Regions from separate parts of the Mus musculus genome. Here region 2 is linked to region 1. Evidence: chromatin loops called from intact Hi-C (ENCODE). Cell type or tissue: heart. All regions are shown on one strand. Links, peaks and the distances in the headings refer to the core of each region. The heading gives the core; the rest is flanking DNA. Region 1 holds the start of Gm10432 (predicted gene 10432). Region 2 has its middle 19 kb from the start of Gm40557.

Evidence for each region. A loop is a pair of places that touch in the nucleus more often than their neighbours do. Peaks named below come from ENCODE experiments on the same cell type or tissue, not always from the same donor. Only the 100,000 strongest peaks of a DNase experiment are listed, where the experiment ranks them.
Region 2: a loop joins it to region 1, with 2.5 times the contacts of the local background. A loop is called at or near these places in 11 of 42 quality-filtered maps.

What each region holds. Positions count from the first base shown.
Region 1 is chr12:100,271,573-100,279,904 of GRCm38, forward strand. It overlaps Gm10432 (predicted gene 10432), which reads left to right and starts at 5,037. Exons shown (of 4, transcript NR_045741.1): 1 at 5,037-5,120. In heart, for the core only: a CTCF peak has its summit at 4,368; DNase peaks (open chromatin) are centred at 603, 4,469, 5,529, 6,989 and 1 weaker place.
Region 2 is chr12:100,219,022-100,227,353 of GRCm38, forward strand. No RefSeq gene overlaps it. Among named protein-coding and RNA genes, the nearest start is that of Gm40557, 19 kb to the right of the region's middle. In heart, for the core only: no CTCF peak of the experiment used is centred there; a DNase peak (open chromatin) is centred at 4,690.

The DNA.
Region 1 (8,332 bases), core at 170-8,169:
TGGGTCAAGTCCTCTATCTATGGAGAGATTTGGGGCGTTGCCCTTACGTGACTGATGGCTCCAAATCTATGGAGGGCTGCAGCTAGTGACAGGGGTCTGGTGCCTGGGAATCAGGCAGAAGTGCTTGTCGTTCCTTCAGGGTCACCGGGGCTTCTGGCCTTAGCTCAACTGGGAACCAGGCTACCTTTCACGGTCCTACACACATACACACATGCATGTACACACACACACACACACACACACACACACACACACAAACACACACACAAATGGCAAGCTTGAGGACAGAACAGTAACTCAGCCTCAGATATGCTCTGTGTAATGCTCTTCGGATGTCCCTGGAGACACATTGGAACCGTTTCTCGATTTTACAACCTGGAGTGACTGCAGCAGGAGGGTCCTTAGAAAGATGCTTGGGTTCAGGTTTCTACCAAAGCTGCAACACTGTGCCCCACACTCATGCTGTCATTGTTTGGGCCCAGGGGCTGTTGGCACTGTTTGCTAAGGCCACTTCCTGTGTATCTGAACAACCCTGACCAAAAGTAGTTCTTCCTGCCCTGAGAAGACCTCTGTCCCAGGGGCCTCACGCCACAGGGTGAATTGTTAAGAGATGCTGTGGCCTCAGACCATAAGTACAAGCGAGACATTGAGGGGGTGTAGAGTTGTGCGTTCCTGAGCTCTAACTGCAAGCCTTCATGACACCAGATCTACCATCCCCTGAACCCCTCTGGGCTTCAGCTTCCTGCTTTATGGAGGAAGAGACAGAGTTACTGTGGGAATTAGCAGTGTAATGTCTGCCAAGCTTGGACACGGTGAGCCCTTGCAAGGTCCAGCATTATCATAGTTAGGATGTGAATGCTCTGGCTTTAGTGCTCAGCCCAGCAAACCCTGACACGCCCAACATAGCTCCCAAGCCTGTTCCCACCCACGAGCCAGACGGAAGCATTCATTCATTTTGTGCACATGTGTATGTGCACGTCTGTGTGTAGGATGTGTATGTGACCGAAGCTACCCTCAGGCCACAGCACACGGGTAGATCAGAGGACAACTTTCAGGAGTTGTTCCTCCCCTTCCACCTTGTTTTGAGGCAGGATCGCTCTTGTTTCTGCCTCTGACCTGTGTCCTCAAGACATACTGGATTCTGCTGTGTCCATCACCTGTCTTGCAGGAATTGCAGATGTTTGCTGCCAGCTCTGACTTTGTATGTATGTCCCATGGATTCCCATTCAGGCTGGCAGGCTTGCAAAGTTAGGGCTCTTACCCACTGAGTCCTCCCACCCTGTCCCCCTCCTCATTTCACAGAGAAGGCGATAAAGGCAACTCTATTGTCAGTTCCAAGTGTCAGGTCTCAGAGCTCACAGCCTAGGAGAGAGGCAGCTGCCTAGAACTCAGGTTACCATGAGATGCGGGCTCAAGGCCACTTAGGAAGCAGAGTAGTAGTCAGGCAGGACTCAGCAAGGGATATGGAAGAGAAGAAACCCAGCAGCCTCCACAAAGGCAGTGAATGTTCTGGCCACAGACACCTGGCTGTCATCTTTTCAGGTCCACCTCAGTCCCCTCCTGCCAGAGCTTTAGCAGAAGAGTCATTTGCTGAGTCACCCTGTAGCTGGCATGGTTTCCTCAGACTCCTTGAAATCCCAGCTTAGCTGCATGGCCCTGCCCAGACTCTGCTACCTGGCTGCCAGCTCACTGTGAGTCCTTGGGCAGATTGCTTCATGACTCTGGGATAATGCAGATGCTTGAGTTGTCCGTGGTGGGGGATGGGGGATAGGGGGATTGCTGTCACCAGAATGAAGTCAGAGACACCTTGGTGTCCTGTTTATTATATATCCCATGCAGCTCTGTGTGTTTGTGTGCACGCGTGTGCGTGTATGCGCACACACTCATGTGTGGATGCATACTTGTACATGTTCGAGTGCATAGGCTTATGGGGACCAGAGGGCAACATTAGGTGTTATCCTCAGATACACTGTCCATCTCCTTTGAAACTGAATCTCTCATTAGTCTGTCATTCATCATTTAAGCAAGACTGCCTGACCAATAGACCCCAGGCTTCTCCCATTCTCTGTCTCCCCAGAACTGGGTGATGAGTGCAGTCTACCACAGTCACCATTTTTACTTGGGTTCTGGCTATCAAACTCAGGTTCTCCTGCTTGCAAGACAAGTACTTTACCAACTGAGCTAACTCCCTAAGTCTGGTTCATAGAGAAAGTAAATGAAAGCTGGCTATGGAGATACACACTCTATCTCTAGCAGCAAAACGGCTGAGACAGGAGGATAGCAGTGAGCTCAACCTGGGATACACAGAAAAGTCTTGTTTAAAAAGAAATAAAAAGAAAACAAGTAAAAGAAAGCAAATGAATGAATGAATGAACACATGTCCATCCTTCATTCAAGAGCATGGATGGGCAGATAAACTAACAGATATTGGAGGATAGTTCAGTCCTCTCTTTCCAGAGGTCTCAAGAGCTCAGGCACCTATAATTCCACCTACCCTCCCACGCCAAGTCTCCTTACACTCTGGACATCATCGCCTGATCAGCCATTGGGGTGGGGGTGGGGCGGAGCTTCAGCATCACCGTGCTCACTGCCTATCCACAAGCTGTTTTTCTGTCCCCTGAATGACAGTTTCTCTCATGCTCTCCAGCTGATCCTTGGTGTCTAGGTTAGACCACACCACCTCTCCCTGGCTACTTACCAGAGTGACCTTTCAAAATCTTCTGCCTCTGGTGAGACAGTCCCGTTCTGACTGTAGCCTCCTTCCCTCCCTGCTACAGTCTAGGGATCTTTATTCCAGGGATACTTGCATTCTCAGCACCCAGCCTGGGTTTCTCAGCAAGGCTTTGGCCCTGGAGACTGAAGTTCAGCTTAGCTTGCCTGCCTCTTCCCTCTCCACAAACTGTACCCCTTGAACTCTGTGCCTTCCTTTAACCTTCTAGAACCTCCCAATTCCCTCCATGCTTGTGTGCCTTCAGCCTGGAATGCCTGTGTTACCTACATGATAAACCTCTACTCTTCAGACCCCGAAGGATGCCCAGGGAATCCCATTCTGACCACCTACAGGCTGAGTCTCCCCCTTGGACAAACACTACTTCTCATGAACACGTCTACTGTGTTATATTTCTCAAGCTGCACCTTAGGGCTTTGGAGTCCCTTCTTCCCTCTGAGATATTTCTAGAATAGGCTCATGGTTTATTCAGATAACAAATTTAGGCATGAATATAGATGTGACTATTTAAACCTAAGCAGTATCTAGCTCAAGTAGGTGTTTATAAAAATACAGCCAGTGAATGTATTGATGGGTAGAAGAGGATGGGCAAATGAACCAGTGGAAAGATAAGACTGCATAAATGGAAGGATGGGTGGGTGGGTGTAAGAAGACAAGAGGGATGGGTGGATAGATGGGTGGATGGAGGGATGGATGAAGGGAGGGAGTGATGGATGGGTAGATGAATGGATATATAGATGGGTGGATGGATAGGTGGATGAGTGGATAGATGGATGGAAGGATGGGTAGATGAATGGATGGATGGGTGGATGGATGGATGGATGGGTGGATGGATGGGTCGATGGGTGGAGGGATGGATGGATGGATGGATGGGTAGATTGATAGATGGATGGATGGTAGGAAGAATGGTACAGAAGGCAAGGGGAAGAATAGAAGGATACATGGGTGATAGAAAGGATGTCTGGGTTCACGGACAGAAGTGTTAGAGTGTTTGTGTTCCTGAAGCTGGTCGATTTTCTCACAAGGCATCTAGGGCTCCAGGCAGCCTCTGAAGGCATTTCAACTGCCTGGCTTTGTGCATGTATCTTGCACATTTTGCCTTAGGCAGTAAATGAACCATCTATCTCTGGTTATTAAGATAAAAGAAGAATCAGATGTGGTGACACATACCTGAACTCCTAACAGAAGGATCCCAAGTTAATACTTAGTGGGACCATGTTTAGCAAAATGAAACAAAAACAAATTAAAAGGAGGAGGAAGAGGAGAAGGAGGAGGGGGAGACAACATGAGACAAACTAAGAGCCAATCCCCCCACTTCACCAAAGTATACATATTAATTCATTTTCCTCTTTCTTTCTTTCTTTCTTTCTTTCTTTCTTTCTTTCTTTCTTTCTTTCCTTTCTTTCTTTTCTTTCTTTCTTTCTTTTTTTTTTTTTTTTAGGAAAATAGATCTCTGGAGATCACTTAATCAATCGCTGAACAAGACTTGGGGGGAAATGGAAATCTGAGCAGCCTGCCTGAGCCATAGCCGTTCCTGAGACTCCTTTTCACTTGAGACCCGCACTATCTTCCACCTGTTCACCTCTCCTCGGAGGCTCGCTCTGAGCAGTGCTTGCCTTGTTCACTGGCCTGCAGGAGACAATCCCAAGCAAAAGCCCAGTGACCTCACCCTAGGGCTGTGGCTGGGGAGACTTGGCAGAGGCAGCTGTGTTTCCATTCTGGCTGTGACCCTGGGCGTGGAAGGAAGAGACTCTGGCCTAGTGCCATCACCAAGGTCCCTGCCAGACTCATGACAGAGAGGGTCTGGGAAGTCCCAGAAAGAGAGGCCTGTATACCCAGAGGACCTCCTGAGGGTGGTAAGCCAGAAGGCCACCTGCTCTTGGAATCCGGAGCTGGGTATAGGAGTGGAGGGGGTCTCTGATTCCTGTCACCTGCCTGAGCCCCACAGTAGAGTCAAGGTCCAAAGACTTTTCTTCCCATAGTGAACCTCACCGCCTTCTTTCTTTAGCTCTTCACCCATATATGGTGAAGAATGAAGCTTTAATGATGTTTCTGGCAGATGCTGGCACATATGTGGTCCCCTCTGCCTCACAACCTTGTAGTGACTCAGGAGAGCCATGCTTGGGCCTCTTGTCACTCCTCCCATCTCCTTTCTTCAGGGTCCCTTGGGGGACATTTAGTGTTACACCTTTCTGTGGTAATTGTCCTCCTCCCTAACCAAGTGTTCCAGTAGCCTCAGGGGAAGCGGCTTGGAGAATCTTCAACACAGATGTGGATCCAGAATCCAGGGCAAGAGAGCTTAAGCACCGAGTGGTACAGACTCTGGAAGATGTCGTTAGGGAGAAAAGAGAATCCATCTTTCAGCTTCCTTATCTAGGTCTGCAAGACAGAGGTGTGTGTGCTCGCGTGACTATGCATGCCTACATTTGTGAGTGTGTATGTGCATGCATGTGTGTGCATGCATGCATGCAGTTGCATGTATGCATGCATTCTTTAAGCTTGAGGCTGGATGAAGCTAAGAACAAAGCATGTATTTTTGAAGCTGTCTTGTTTCCCTTTTCTCTCTTCACCCTGAATTTTTAGTCACTATGGTGACTAGGGGAAAAAAAAAAAACAGAAAAAGAAAAAGAAAAAAAAAAAGCCCTCAGCTTTATATTCAGGGAGAGTCAAAGTTTCCTAGGAGTCGGTCTGTGGCAGCCGTTGGGTGTGGCTTTTTCCTCTCTGTGTGTGCACACACACGTGATTGGCCAGTCCACGCCTCCAACCACAGATGCTCAGGCCTTTGTGGGCCTCGTGCCAGCTGTGGTTTTGAATACCGTTGTTCTCCCGAGTTAAGGATCTGTGGTTTCTAATTGCACTTCAGACTACCACGCTGCCCTGTCCCCACAGGTGTTCCCGGTTCATGCGAACACAGACGCATGCGTCCACTCACAGATGTGCCCTGGAAGACGGCACGGAGGGCTAGGACTAGTTTGTATATGTTAATATCTGAATTGCAGGGAAGTTTGGGTTTGCTGGACTGTGGGACTTTGTGGCTGTTCTTCATCAGGGGTCCTTCCTTCAGGCCTCTGAGCCTCCTTTTGTCACCAGTCTCTTCTCCACCTATTTACTGGGACGTCTGTGGGGAAAGTAAAGGCAAGACCTTAGGCCTTGGCTCAGGATACTCTGTAAAGCGTCAGTGAGTATCTTAAACTCTGCTGGTCATGCAGTCTTGCTTGTAGTGACTTGAGCCTGCCACTGTGGCAAAAATGCAGCCATGCTTAATGGCAAATGAGTGACCATGGCTGAGTTCTAACAAAGCTTTATAAAAGCAAGTGGTGGGTTAGGACTCACCAGGCTACTGTGTGCCACCCTCTGATTTAGAAAAAAGACAGATGTGAAACGAAAGGCCAGCCTGGAGAGTTTTCAGGAAGTGGACATTTATGTGGCTCAATGAAGGAGTTCAGTGTGGCTCTCTGAAGACTCAAAATCGGAAATTCCCCTTCAAACATCACAGGATTAGGGACAGACCCACTCAGTTGGGCTCAGAGGCTGGCTGTAGCAGGAGGGAGTTACAAAAGGGCCCATCTTCACTCATGACAAGAAAGTCCTCCCGGCTCCTCAGCGCTCAGTGCCTGACAGATGATGGGCACACAAGAAACACTTGACTGTGGCAAGTGTACTGCTGTCCAGCGACAACATCATCATCCCTTCTGTGCCTCTCGCTCTTCTTACGGTTCAAGGTAAACTTATTCCCTTTGCGAGGACCAGGGGCTCTGTTCTCCCAAATTGTGGCATAGTCTGGGACTATGTCAGAGGTGAAATTAAATGTTAGGGGGCGGAGTCCAGGGGAGGGTGGGGGCTGGCTTCAACTTCATCCACACTGTTCTGGCTGGCAGTCCTGCTGAGGCTTATCTGACATCTGGCTCAACCATCAGACAGGTGGATGGGCGAGTGAGGTAATGCTGGTCTCCACACCGGCAAGGGATCAGAGGCCCCGGGTCAGACCCGTTCAACCCCAGAGCAGTGGGTTAGATGGTGATCTAGTCTTGAGAGCAGTAAACAGGTGGTGTTTGTGACTCTCACGTTAGAAGCCCCTCGTTGTCTCCCCCTGCGCCATGCAAAAATGAGTCTGTGCATTTCTCAGGCTCTGCAGACTTCTGTGCTTTCTGGAAGCTTCTCCTCGGTGAGGGCAGTGTGGTGTGGGAAAGCCTCTCTCTCTCCTCCATGGTCCTTGGAGACTCTCACTCTCGCTGCTGGAAGCTTCTGCCTCCTCGGGCCTCAGAATGTCTGATGAGCACGTGCTCTCTTCAGGCCCCTCCCTTCCTTGAGCAGCCCCTCCCAACAGCTCTCTGCATGGAGGGGTGGGGCTTCTTAGCCATGGATCTCCGTACTGCTGTTCCAGAAACCAATCACTTCTGCTACATAACTCACATGGGAAAACAAACAAACAAAAAACCAAACAAAAGAACAAACAAACAAAACCACACCCGTTATCAAGATGGTTACAGAATTATGGAGGGAGATCAGAGTCTCCTTCCCTCTTAATCCCTTCCACAGATTTTCTCCTCAAGAACACTGGCAACGTCAGTCTATCCAGAGGCAACCAGTGTCCTGCACCCAAGCCCGACTAGGGATGCAGTTAGGATGTGGCCCTGGCACAAGGGTCCCCTGAGAGCCTGGATTATTCAGTATTTCCATCTGAGATCATCTGGTCCACTTCTCCTGTCCAACCTCTCTGTCCACCAGCTGCCTGTTTCCTCTTCACTTGCCTTCTCTGGTAGAGGTGACTAAGATGCTGCTGCAGGGGCCGTCCAGGGCTAGAGGGCGTGCATGGGCTTCGGAGTAAAGCAAATCTAGGTTTTCCTTTCAGCTTTGTGACCCTGGACAACTCAACAAATCAGGTAGCAGTTCCTTTTGGGGCTATCACAAGGGCTGAGGAGGCGACATGAAGAACGCTCATGGCACAGGGCAAACAGCAGCTGTCCCCATTGTTGTGGAGTGGAACCCGTGGAAATCATACCTCCAGTCAGGGCATGCATAAACATCCCAGCATCCCCATTTCAAGAGCTCTGGCTGCCTCTCCCTCTTTACCGTCGTCAGTGGTCACAGTACCCAGCCAAAATGAGCCTGTCCCTTCCAGTCATCGGAGGCACCTGGAGCATCTGGCTCCAGAGGTGCTGGCTGTGGTGTGCTCCTGAACTTGCAACTCTGAGCTCAGACTTGTCTCCACAGATTCCCCCTGGACCTGTCCCTCAGCAAAGGAGAAAGAGAGAGAGGCCCAGAGCAGGAGAGGGGATTGAAGGCTGGCTTTTGAGTTAGGACCTCACAGGCCTCACAGAAGCAATGTGAACCTCCAGAGGTTTGAGGACACCTTGCTCTGTCCCTTCCGAGCTCTGTGACCTTGAGTGGGTCCCTTCACTTTTGTCATCTCTACTGTGGGGACGGTAGTCCCAGTCTTGGGATGCCAGGTGCTCCCTCCTGGCTCTGGGCTGAAGGATGGGTCCCTTTTGAGGGATCTTGAGGTTGCTTTCTCCCCTTTCTGGGCATATGGGGCCCCACCCCTACCCCCACCCCACACAGAACACTCAGGTCTGGATGTGTGTGCCGGCTAGTCTTCCCATC
Region 2 (8,332 bases), core at 322-8,321, 52 kb before region 1:
CATCCGAGGACAGATGACAGGATGCCCACCAGTGAGAGCATACTCCACTGAACCTGGAACTCACTTTGTAGACCAGGCTGGCCTCGAACTTAGAGATCTGCCTGTCTCTACCTCCCAAGGGATGGAATTGAAGGCATATACTACTATTCACGATTGCCAGCCATATTTTTCTATTATCTTTGGAAGCATCTTCATGTTTCTCAGGACTGGATAACGTTTGATTTTAGACTTGTCAATGTTGAGAAACTCTACCATCATATAAATACATGGTACAAAATAGAAGATGCCTATGCAGGATCATTTCAGAAGCTGTTGGAAACCTTGTCCCAATCCCAAGCCAAGAGTCAGTTAACAGTCTTTGTAATGCCTCAAGCAGCAATTTTAAAAAATTTTAAAATGGAACCTCTTCACACAATCCAATCAAAAGCTATCCAAGTGTGCTGTGTGCTGAGGAATGGTTGTAGGAAAATAGTGTCTGTCCTTGTTTTTCATAATTAAGTCATTATGTTTCTATAAGAGCAGAAAATTTTGTGTGTGCAGTAAAAACAAACAAACAAACAAAAACAAAAAACAAAAAACCCACTGCAATCCATAATATGCAAGAATCAGGAACCTAAACTGAGGCAGTTTGGGAGGTGTTGGTTTAGTGTTGCATGGCGTGATGGCACATACAATGTAAACTGCACATGTGGTATGTTCAGAGCTAAGGCTGCAATGGAATCCTGCAACACACCCAGAGAGAGCCCTGCCAGGAGCACCCCAGATTTGTTGTACGAAAATATGAAATATCTATTTATTTTTACGCAATGAGCCATCTCAATATCCCTCATCAAACTTTTGACTTTGAATTAATTTTAGGTGGTTGTGTGTTTACAAACCTTTTGTTGCTGTTGTTGCTGTTGAGATTTTTTTGTGTGTGTGTGACTCCCACATTCTGTTACAGTGTAAGTAGCTGCATTCTAGACTAACTCAGACGTCTAGCTAGACCAGGCAAGAATTCCTTACCCGCAAAGTCATGAGATAAACGAGTCGTGATTGTTCTAAGCTACTAAACATACAGGTTCATCCTGTTTTGAAGTGATAGATGAAGCTACCAGAACCAAAGACATTCTCCCATTGTTTTGGCTGTATTTATACAGGGCTCAGACACAGTAGAATGTGTAACTAAGGGGCTGGAGGGATGACTCAGCAGTTAGGAGCACTTACTGCTCTTGCAGAGGACCTACACAGCAGCACACACTCATTTGTAACTCCAGTTCCAAGATGTCTGATGCTCTTTCACCTCTTCTGGCCTCTATGGGCAACAGGCACCATGCAAATACACACAGACAGGCACACAGACACACAGACAGACACTAATTCCCAGGAAATAAAAATAAACGAATCTTTAAAGAATGTGTGACTTGCAGGGTGTTAGTGGCAGCAGCACACAGACTTTAATCCCAACACTTGGGAGGCAGAGGCAAGAGGATCTCTGTGAGTTAGAGGAGTTCCAGGGCATGTATGACTCAGTGGCATTTAGTATCACATGCTGAGCAGTCACTATCTCTGTCAAGTTCCAAACATTGTCATCAGTCAGAAGAAAACCTTGTGCTCATCAGAAGTTGGTCCCTAACGCCTCCTCTTGTGGACACCGTGATTTGCCCTTTGCTGCGGATTTACCTATTAAGAACATTTTATTGCCATAAAAGATCACAGTCTGGGCTTCTGCTGTGTGGCTTCCTTCATCCAGCAAGGGTTTTTCAGTGCTGTGCATTACAGGCAAAAGAAGCATACCAGCTTGAACGGTGAGGTTCCCCACAAGATGGCTATGTTGAGGGGCTCCCAGCAGATACACAAGGCTTGTGTCAGAGTGAGGACCCCAGTGTCTGGACTCTGGATTGACCCCCCCCCCAAAAAAACCCCAAAGAAATAGGTACAGGAACCTTACTGTACCAGACGGTGTTTTTTTCTCCCTTGGTGTATGCATTGTTCCCATGGATCCCTGCTAAAGCTCATGCGTCACTGACCACGGAGTAAGGGAGCCCTCCAGGTGGAAGCAATGCACATGCCCACTGATGATACAAAGATGAAGGAAACAAGTCCATCTTTCAATGGATCATCATTTAGTCCTGAAGAGACACAATGTTACTTTTTGGGGGGTGGGGGTTGTTTTGTTTGTTTGTTTGTTTTCGAGACAGGGTTTCTCTGTGTATCCCTGGCTGTCCTGGAACTCACTTTGTAGACCAGGCTGGCCTCGAACTCAGAAGTCCACCTGCCTCTGCCTCCCAAGTGCTGGGATTAAAGACGCCAGCACACCTGGCAAGAAACAATGTTACTTAATAAGAGGCACAACCTTGAAAACATTATGCTGAGTGAAGAAAGCCACGTGCACGCATACACACACACACACACACACACACACACACACACACACACACACACACACACACACACACTGCATGGTAGATTCTATCGCTGTGAACACTGCATGGTAGATTCTATCGCTGTGAAAGATTCTTGGTAGGTAAATCCAGAGCGATCCCCAAAGGCAGTTTCCAGGAGGAGCTGTCCAACAAGGCTCTCTGGTGGTCCAAGCAGTGGGGCCTCGAGCATCCAAGACAGGCATGGCAGAAAGCAGTAGACTGTAGGTGGGAGCAGCCTGTTCTCCACTCCTGCCCTGACACCTCCTGCAGTACTCAGCTAGTTCTCTTCAGCTTCCAGCACACATCCTGCCATCCTGCAGCGCCACTGAAAGCGTCCACAGGCAGATGTGGGAAGAAAGAGGACTGGGACCAATGAGGGGCTTGTTCAGTCTCTAACGTATGTCCCCTTGGGGTCAGAGTCCCAAAAAGCAGTTTCAGATGAGGCTTGTTCCCTCTCCAAGCCTGGACCTTGGAACTCTGATCCAAACATACTCAGGAAGCTAGGACGGCTGCCGAGGTGTCTCCAGAAAACTGAAGAGAGCAAAGAAGACTTGCCAGTTTCCATGGAAACCATCCAAAATTTAAAAGACTAGGAGTTTAATCTCTCTCACACACACCCCTGCCTCTCTCCTCCCTCCCCACCCTCCCCTCTCTCCCCCACTCCACACTCACACACAAATCCCATTGTGCTGCATTATTCTGATGAGACCTTGGCGGGGCTGCCGAGAGGAGTCAGGATTTGGGGCTTTCTGTAGAACACGGAGCCCTAGAATTCATTTTATGGGTTTAAACTAAAGCATGAAGAAACATTTGGAATGCAAAATACCTAAATCCTCTATGCCGCGGAAGATCAAAAAATAAATAAATAAAAGAGGTGAAAGCTTTTTGCTAGATTAAAAGGAAAGAAGATGTGGGGGTGGGGTGAGGAAGGTTGGGAGCCTGTCTCTGGAGCTCAGCTGTCATTCCAGCCCACCCTGTCCAGTGTCTCCTTCTCTGAGGCTGCTGCAGATGACAGGACTGGACCTATTTTATTGCTTAGGTAGGAGACCCAATCAGAGCAAGGGACTAGTCATAAGATGTTCGTTGGGCTTCCGCGAGGGATAGCCTCTGCTGCTGTGGTCTGAAGTTTCTACATGAACAGCATTACCCAACTGGGAACTGGGTGGGGGTAGGGGGTGGGACTGGGAGCATCAAACTGCACATGAACCAAACACAGATTCTCTTGTCGTTACTCCCTAAACAATCCTAACAGCCACTTAGAAAGTATTTATATTGCATTAAAGCATCTAGAGATGGCTCAAAGCACATGCATGTTGTGTGACTAACCACTTTCCATAGGAGCGTTGAGTACTGGGGTTTAAGCATCTGCCTGAACACGCTCGTGCGCGCGCGCGTGTGTGTGTGTGTGTGTGTGTGTGTGTGTGTGTGGTTATCCTGGAACCAGACTCTTGGAAACTGACTTGTGCTGTGAGCCTATACCTGCACTATTTGTTTTTTTTAAACCTTCCGAGCCCTTCCCTCTTTCCCAGACATCTTATCTCATATATTTGCCCTAACTGCCCAGGTCTTGCTGCCCCTCACCTCATCAGTGGTCCATGTATTCCACTGATCAGCCTCTGGCTTTATTCAGTAACTTCATTTTTTTTTATTTTTTATTTTTTTTAAGATAGAGTCTCACTATGTGTATCTCTGAATGGCTGGAACTCACTAATCCAGCTGGCACTGAGCTTACAGAGGTCTAACTAGCTCTGCTACCCGAGAACCACCAGACCTGGCACTATTCTTAGTCCATGGAATATTTCAGCCAGGAAGTCATGCCAATGGATCTAATCCTGCCTCATTTATAAAGAAAATAAAATGATCCTCATTTTCTCAGAGTCCCCACAACAATCCAGCAAGGTCCAAGGCTTTATTACTGTACAAACATGAGCTTGAATCTTGAGAGATTTTCAGTGGCTTGCCCAAGGTCTCATGGCCCTGTACCCACTGTGTTTTCTGTTTTTATTTCTCTTGATGAAGATGAGTCTGAATATGTGTGGGGTGAGCGTGTGTACTTGCCTAGGCCCTGCAAGCCCAGGGTGTCCCTTATCCCACTTGGCTGCTGGTCTCCATGAGGTACCAGCAGGCTTGTAGCTTGGGGATCTTAAACAGCGCATAGCAGGCCAGTCTTGTGTCCCTGACCATGTCAAACCCCAGAGACCTCTTTGAAGTGCCATGACGCTCCAGATGAACAACATAAATTCATGGAAATGTTTCACAAGGGCGTTTTTCCTCTGCCGGTCTCCATTTCCGTGAAAAACACAGCCTTGGAGGTAAACACTGTTTGCTGCAAAAAGGGAGCGAGAACTGATTTCCCTCCACACCCCCAGCCCCCAGCTCTGTTTCCTCTGCCCTTCCGCCCTGCAACATGCAGGGTCCCCCAGAGGCCCAAGCTCCAAAGATGGATGATGGTTGCCCCAGGGACATCTGGAGCCTCAACAGTTTCCAGGTCTCCTCGATGATCACACCATCTGTCCCGGAGAAGCAAAATTGGGGAGGGGCTTTGAGGATAGAAATGGCTGCTTTTAGCCTGAAACCGAGGCTCCATCTCCAGTGGGAAAATAGTCCGTGGGCTTGAACACTGCTTTCTTTTTACCTCCAGATCCTGGAATTTGCTCGTAAACAACACGTTGTCAGCTCAATTTTCTGCTTCTGGAAACTAAATGCTCTGTTAGGACAGATTTGCAAATTTCCAACTGCAGGGAGCCGAGTCAGAGGAACTTCTGTTTGTCTGAGCTTTCTGTTTTATACTTGCAAAATGCTTCAAAACATATTTTATTTTATACCAAAGATCCACACCCCTTCTAAGATCCTACTGGAAACATTCTTTTTGGGGATGGGGAGGGGATAGAGGGAGGAAAGCAGAGGTGGGGTGACCTATGCCGACCCGTGAGGCTGTGGTTTTGGTAGTTCACAGGCTTCTGCCACAGCCTCCCAGGCGCAAAGATTTCGTGCCCCTGACAACAACGTGACCTGCTTTGAGCGACGGCAACAGCATAAAAGTGATGATATACTGGTTCTTTGCCTTCATCCTACAGCTATCTCTATAACAGCAACTTTCTCCAAAAGTCCTGTTAATCCTGAGATTTGCTGGGATTAAACAAAACCAAACCAAACAATTTCACCGTATCGGCTCAAATTTAAAGCAAGCTTTAGTAAACATTAAACATTGATGAAGAGATGGGTTTTGCTCAGGACCATTCCCTAGAATTTTCCAGCTGAATGGCACTATGTGTTGTAGGGGTTTTTAAGAACAAACTTATAGGCCACCATACTCTCCCATGAGGGAGTTGCTATTTTTCAAGAACTACAATTCCCAGCATTCCAGATAGTTATCTTGGTCAGGTAGGGCTTACAGGTTAATTTTGGGCAGAATAGTCCTTTATCCTGGACTTGAGTTTGGGAGTTTGGGAAAGAGGCTCACTTCTGCTGATCTGAAACCCTTTGACTATGAATGGATGTTGGCTTTGTGAACTCTGTTTGGAGGCAGCTTGTTACACAGCATGTTGTGATATTAACTGACCGATGCAAATACTTAGCTGGTGTTCCTTAGGCAGGATGGTTGCTGATGGCACTATTTGTCCAATTTTATTCCTTTAGATTTCCTTTTTCTTTTGTGTCTGGCACTGTGTTGAGTGTTAGGATATTAAAAAAACCAGAAATCAGTAAAATAATAATAATAATAACAATTATTATTATTGTTATTATTAAGCACTTTTTGTTTCTAGAAATTGTGCTTAACTCTTCGTATCTTCCATTTATTCTCATAACATCCCTATGAGGAAACTGAGGAAAACAAGGATTTGAGGATGTAAGTAACCTCGTCCAGATTATCTAGCTCTGATGACCCAGTTCCTGTTCCCAAGAAGCCCGTGACCTGCTGGAGAACATGAGGTTCACGACTGCTTGGTGACTGGGCTGATGGCTGCTGTCCAGGCAGTAGTGAGCAAGCAAAGGCAGGCTGGCAGGTTTGGTAGGAGAACCTGCCTTGCTCCCATCTGTAGGCAGAACCTTTGAGAAGAGGCTGTTGGGGAGTCAGGGGACAGTGAGGTACTGACCTGGCCCTCACTGCATGGAGGTGAACATGCCAGGGACCCCACAGAGCCTTGGGAAAAGTTTCTGAGTTGTACAAGCTTAAGACAGTTTCTGTAGTTCTGAGCCTACCCCTTGCTCCAGCAAGATCTGTGGCCTTGGGTCTGCCCCTTGGAAGCTGCCAAGCAGCACAGACAGGAAGGATCGGAGTCTTACTTAGATGGGTGCTAGCTCTGTCTGAGGTTACCACTTGCTATACCCTAGGTCTTCATCCTGTTCCGCAAACATCAGGGAGGGCTGGTGAGATGGAACGAGCAGTAGGTAAATACACTTGCATCCAAGACTTGCAACCTGAGCTCCATCCCTCGGACCCACATTGGTGGAAGGGGAGAACCAACTCCTGCAAGCTGTCCCCCCACTTCCACATATGTGTCAGGACATGGCATGACCCCCTTCCACACTGAATAAATAAATGTATAAAAGAAAAAGGAAAACAAAAAAAAAAAAAAACACTGGGGAAGGCAGCTCCTGGGATGGGTCCTATCTAAGGAGTAGCCTGGACCCTCTTTATGCATTGAATTGATAGTAATTTGCACCTTTTCACCATGCAAATTACGCGTCACTCTCCTTGAGGTAATTTTGTGGCTCCGGAGGGGAAGCTGGTAGGACTGGTGAGAGGGAGTTTTGAGATTTGTTTTCTTTTCCTGTTCATATTCTAGACGCTGTCTCTACACCCCGCCCCCACCCTCTGTCTGCTTCAGCTCCATCTCCATTTGTATAACTACTCCAGGCTCTTTGGGGCCACCATATGTCTCTTCTTATGCCTCCCTGGAAACTCCATCTTTCTCTGTAGATTCTGCCTGCCTGCCTGCCTGTCTGTCTGCCTGCCTGCCTGTCTGCCTGTCTGTCTGTCTGTGACATTATCTCTTGCTCTTTCTCTCCCCTGCCCCCCCCCACTCCTCTTTAATCAGGAAGAAGAGAGCTGGCTGTTCTGAATGCACAGCTCCTATCTCCTTGCTAATTTCATCACCTCAATTAATCAATCAAAACTCACGTGGGAAGGGGCCAGTCACATGTGCAAGCTGTAGGTCAGTCCTTCAGTCTCATTATCCCCTTTCCTCTCTCCCTCCGAGCAGGAGGTGGCAGCCATCAGTGGCTGGCTTCTCTGTGGGAAACAGCCACTGGAGGCCTTTGCACCACCGTCCCTGCTGTGGACAGCAGCGATGACACAGAAAGTCCCCACAGGCTACAGTAGGGCGTCTGTGATGAACAGAGAGATGTGAAGTTGTTTCCCCTCAGTGTCCACAGACTCTTCCCGGGTGAATCTGAGGAAGGCTGGCCCTGTCTCCATGGTAACTGAGGGTCTGAGGACCAAGTAAAGTGACTCACCATAGGCCACACAAGTGTATTACTGCAGTAGAAGCGTATTCTACTTCTACTGAATGTAGAAGTTAGAAGGACAACCTCACGTATTGTTCCTCGGGCACCTCATTTATTTATTTTAATTTATTAAATTTATATTTAATTATGTATATGTCTGTGTGGGGGTGTGTACACACATTGACTGCAGATGCCCTTGAAGGCCAGAGGCATTGAATCCCCTGGAGATGGAATTACAGGTGGTTGTGCGCCTTCCCAAATGGGTGCCTGGAATCAAAGTCAGGTCCTTTTCGAGGGCGATATGCAGTCTTAGACAGTGAGCCATCTTCCCAGGCCCTCCACCTTGATTTTTGAAACAAGATTTCTTTTCATCCTGGAGCTGGGCACACAGGTTAGATGAGCTAGCCCAACAGCCCGGGCATCCGCTGGTCTCCACCCATCCAACCCTTGGATTATAAAGATATGCCACCACACTC